Linked DNA regions of Homo sapiens: region 2 is linked to region 1. Evidence: read pairs that join two places in POLR2A ChIA-PET (ENCODE). Cell type or tissue: OCI-LY7. All regions are shown on one strand.

Region 1 (2,500 bases):
AAGGGAATTATTTAGCAGGGACCAGTGGGCAGGCATGCACGCACGCACGTAATGAGCTCTCTCAAGTCACGGTAGTTTGATTTATTTACATATTCATTTTCAGAATACAGCAGTGTCCATCGCATAGGTTAGCATTTTCCATTTGCCAAACTCATGGTGGGAACGGGAAGCATTCAGGCTATGGTTGGCAGATTTGGCAAACTAAAGCATGGGGCCCCAGTAAATTTGAATTTCAAATAAACAACAAATAACTTTTTAATACAAGTATGTTTCAAATATTGCACGGTCCATGCCCTAGGAGAGTATCTGTTGTTTCTCTGAAATTCACATTTGCTGAGCAACCTGTATTTTATCTGGCAACCTGTCTCAGGACAATTCAAGTAGAAAAGGAGAATAGAGAACTGGTAAAGGAAAAAAAAAACTTTAAAAGTTGTATTACACTTTATTACGTTATTTTTAAAAAGAAGAAGGAGAACAAACCCCAAACCAAAAATCACTTCCGCAACACATTTCTTAAAAGCAGAAATTAGGTTCCTTTTATGTTAGTGCAAAGATAGGTGCCAAGCTGGGGTCTCAGATGGAGTGATTTTAAATCTCAGAAAGAGCTTAGCTGTTTTTGTAAAAAGGAAAGTTGGCAAGTGATTAGTGCCGATGTGGCCCAGCTGCTCTTTTGTACTTCGAAAGAAACAATTAAAATGGCTGGGACATTAAACTTTAAAGAGCTGGGTTGTTCATATTCAGAAGCTAATTTTAAAAAGAGCCTGGTACCTGGGAAAGGAAGGGACATTTTCAGAAAGGACATGGTCTTCTACCTTCTGGACTCTAAATTTTGAAGAATCATTTAAAATAGCTCATAGGTAAACATTACAGATAAAATACCTCCAGGGATAAGAAAGCTCTTTCTTGCTTAGACATGTAGACACTAGATGCAAAATTAATTTTTGTTCACTTTTTAGATGATAAATACTGCCATCTGAGAAATTAAATGTTGGAAAAGACAAATCCAGAACTGGTTTCTTTCTACAAATTGCTGAGCTCCTGTGATGTGCTAGGTCCTGGGGTTAAGGAAAAGAAATGAACAAAGCAAATCCCTGCCCTGGAGGAAGCTCACATTTAAGTGGGGATGACAGATCTGTAAGCAAAGACAGTTCACTGTGGTGAGGTGGTGTGGCTAAAAGCATGGTTAAAAGGGTTAAAAGTGAGGGCTCTGTGCTCAATACAGGCTCAGCCCCAGCCCCACCACTTAGGCAGTGTCTGAGCTTTGGTTTCTACATTTATAAATGGGAATAAAAATGGGAATAAAGATACGATTTCTTCAATTAGATCATGAGGACTTACTACGGTAAGCGAAGTTAAGCGTTTAGTACACTGCCAGCTGTAGAGCAATAGAGCAAGTGCTTCGTCAGACCTAGCTACTATAGTAAGTGTGGTCATCCCTTATGAGATCTATGGGAGCACAGAGGAAGGAGTCTGTCACTCCTGCTTAGACGATGTGTGGCTCCTCAGGAGCTGAGTCTTAAAGGAGGGTAGGAGTGGTTGAGGGCATTCCCTTCACAGTGAGCAGAGGGAACACAGGGTGTCCAGGATAGTCATGGGCATGGTTGTCATATGAGAAATGACAGTGTACGGGGCAGCAGAGGTGACCAGGGGCCCCATTATCACGGGCCTCATAAACCATGCCAGGTGTCTGACCTTCTAGAAATATCAGAAAACTGACGGAGCTTAAAGAGGAAAAGGATGTAAATCTGCATTTCTTTTTTGTTGTTGCAGTTGAAAGATAAGCCATTTATTGACCATCCACTTTTCAAATAAAACACAAATGTGAGCATAACATAAACACACCCAAGACTCACTAGCCCCTGCAAGACAGGAAGCATTCTTGGACAGAGAGTCTGCAAATGAGTTTCCTTATACCTAATGTCTGAACTTCTCACTCATTCTAGGGTTTCATGCTTTGTTATCTCTTACAAAGGAAAGGAAACTGGCTAGAAGATTCATGTACAAGAAGGTCACAACTTCAAAGCTATCTGACACTAATGTTGTGTACAATCTAGTTTGCAACTCTGAGAGACAATATCAAATAAGTACTGTCAAATATTCCTCCCAGTTAACCTTTACTGTCATTGTTCTTTGAAATTGTCTTTGGGATTGGTTATGTTCTCTCGCTGTAGCTTTCGTTTATCTCAGAGCACAAACCCTAAAATCCATGTGCAGTCTCCATGTTCAAGTATAGATGTCTGTTTCAGGACAATCCTGGGTCGCGGTAGTGTTTCCCTCTCTGTAGTGTGTGTTTGGTGTCATGCCCTTGGAAAGGCTGGCCAAATGGCAGCGCAATGCAGGAGGGTGCCACGGTCAACTTTCTCTCTGGCGAACTTGCTTCCCTTTCAATCTGGTCACTGCTCATGGTCGAGGTGGAAATCTTGAGCTCAGTGATGAACTTGGCTTATCTTCAATCTGAAACTGCACTCTTATGTAACCGAATCCATTTCTTCACCAAAAA
Region 2 (2,500 bases), 280 kb before region 1:
CCGCGGCCTGGAGGCGGAAGGGCGGACGGCGGGCGCTTCCGGTCCTCGCTGAACCGGCGCCCGGCCTAGAGAGGCCTAGGGAGGCCGCGGCCGGGCTCCAGGCCGGACCGGGCGAAGGTCAGCGGATGGTGGGGCCGCGCCGGTCGGAGCTCTCCGCTGCGGCACGGACGACTCGGCCCGGGGCCCGGCTCCTAGCACACGCCGCCCTACTTGTAGGCAGGATGTGCCGAGCCGGTGGATCCGCGCGAGTTCCCGCCGGAGCAACAAGTCCTGGTGCTCGGAGAACCCAGAGGGCAGTAGGGGTCCAACGCCCCTCTCCCTGCCCTAGGACCCAGTCAGGAATGTCTGTTTTGAGAAGGAGGAGAATCTGGGTGTCCTCAGAACGATTTGGCACAGTTGTGCGGAGAATACCTGCTAGAGAAGCCACTATAGTTAGAGCTTCACAGCCGACACAGAAATGAGAAAGTATTTGATGTATTCAGACAGCCTGACAAAAGCCTTTTTAAATTATTATGATCTATATCAGAAAAACACTGGAAGCCGCATCATAGTCTTTTGGTATACGCATTTTATATCCTCTTCCTGGGTGGTTTTAAAGCCAAATGACTTTTCATTACAATTTGAAATTATTTTTAATACTATAGTTTAAAGAAATGATACATTATGCAGAAAACATATAGACTGTGTTGTCCAAAAACATTAAAGATTTAAGCGCTTCATCTTCAGTGTTTCATATTTTTCTCTCTCTGAAACGACTCAAGTATTTACTATCTTTTTTTATTGGTGAAATGTGTTCTTCAGACTTTATCCTGGAAAGAGTTGAGCACTGACTCCTTGGAGATCAGATATAGAGAGTAAAAAAGGAACCTCGCCACTACATCTCCTGCTACATAGTCCATGGGGCTGAGGATAGGTCACTGCACACAAAATGGCTGTTCCTCTCTCCCTTACTGAGATGGACTAATGGATTTTGTAACTGTTTTCCAACTATCAGACTGAGGAAACCTGGTTTGGGGGCTTCGTGTTGACAGAGACCAAATAGGATGCCCTGTGTCAAATTCTTTACCTTATCAACATAATTTGATAACAAGGTAGTGGAATTATTAAGGGAATTCTGAAACATCAAGTTTTGAAATACCATTTGTAATTATAAAATTTCCCATTTAATTCTTGGAGAACGGTGTGGGTTATGGTTGACTTCAATTTCTAGTAAAGTGAGATGGGGTGGGTGAAGATATTTTTAAGAATTCACAACCCTCCCCCCCTTGGTTAGAGCCATATGATTAAAGCAAATATTCTTTGTGTTTTGAAGGGACATAGTTTTTGCCTTTGTAGATGTTGCTCCTTCAGCGTCTGAACCACTTCTACCTCCACTGTACCTGGTGAATGCCAGCTCCTATCTGAAGTTTCAGTGCTCATTTCTAGACCTCTACACTGAACCGTTTCTACCCCACTGCACCTGGTAGAGTGGTGGGTGAACTTCCTATCTGAAGTTTCAGTGCTCTTTTCTAGAGCTCTTTGATGCTATTTCATCTGGCGAATGCCAGCTCATATTTGAAGTTTCAGTTATCACTTCTACATCTCTTCTGTGCAACTATTTGCATATCAAATTTCCTTAAAAAAGTTTTTTTTTTTTTTTTTTGAGACAGTGTCTCGCTCTGTTGCCCAGACTGGAGTGCAGTGGTACAATCTGGGCTCACTGCAACCTCCACCTCCCGTTCGTTAGCCTCCTGAGTAGCTGGGATTACAGGCACGTGCCACCATGCCTGGCTAATTTTTGTATTTTTAGTAGAGATGGGGTTTCACCATGTTGGCCAGACTGGTCTCCAACTCCTGACCTCAGGTGATCCACCCACCTCAGCCTCCCAAAGTGCTGGGATTACAGGCATGAGCCACCACACCCAGCCTCCTTCAAAAAGTTTTAAACTTTATTTCATGCCCTATACTTTCCAGCTTTTACTCCCCAGTTGGTATTCTAAATTTCATTTTTTAGGGCTTCCTTTTTACTTAAATGATACCATTCATAGTGGTACCTAATACCATGAGATTGCGTAGCATACTTTGGAAAAAATCACGTCTAAGCCTGGTTTAGATTTTTAAAATTTTCTTTAACTTGACTCTTGCATCAAGAAGGATTTGCCCTTGTTAAATATTATAACTTAACTGGAAGACAAATGAGACAGTGACCAGGTGCAGTAATTAGGATACGAGAGAGTGCTTGGAAATTGTGAAGTGTTCTACAAAAATTATGATAATAATTCATTAATTTTATTTTCATTTAAGACTTATTTGAGTGCCTACTATGTGCCTATTAGAATTTTTGGTTGCAAGCAACAGAAGCTGCCTTAGACAAAAAAGTAGGAAAGAACGTCTGAGGAAGAAACCAAATAATTCAGGAAGAATAAATGAGGAAGAAGTGATAGGAAGGCAGGAGAGTGAAGCAGGAACCAATTCCTAGTTCCAAGGGAGACTAGGAATAGGAACAAAGCCAAGATCATGC

Evidence for each region. Peaks named below come from ENCODE experiments on the same cell type or tissue, not always from the same donor. Only the 100,000 strongest peaks of a DNase experiment are listed, where the experiment ranks them.
Region 2: POLR2A ChIA-PET joins it to region 1 with 5 read pairs; 3 of 35 experiments call an interaction of 5 or more read pairs at or near these places.

Annotation. Positions count from the first base shown.
Region 1 is chr18:57,147,867-57,150,366 of GRCh38, reverse strand. BOD1L2 (biorientation of chromosomes in cell division 1 like 2) reads right to left here. Exons shown (of 1, transcript NM_001257964.2): 1 at 1-2,500. Among named protein-coding and RNA genes, the nearest start is that of BOD1L2, 2.0 kb to the right of the region's middle. In OCI-LY7, no CTCF peak of the experiment used is centred here; no DNase peak of the experiment used is centred here.
Region 2 is chr18:57,425,352-57,427,851 of GRCh38, reverse strand. No RefSeq gene overlaps it. Among named protein-coding and RNA genes, the nearest start is that of ONECUT2, 8.8 kb to the left of the region's middle. RefSeq lists a silencer at 1,398-1,447. In OCI-LY7, no CTCF peak of the experiment used is centred here; a DNase peak (open chromatin) is centred at 1,511; H3K27ac peaks cover 1,469 bases.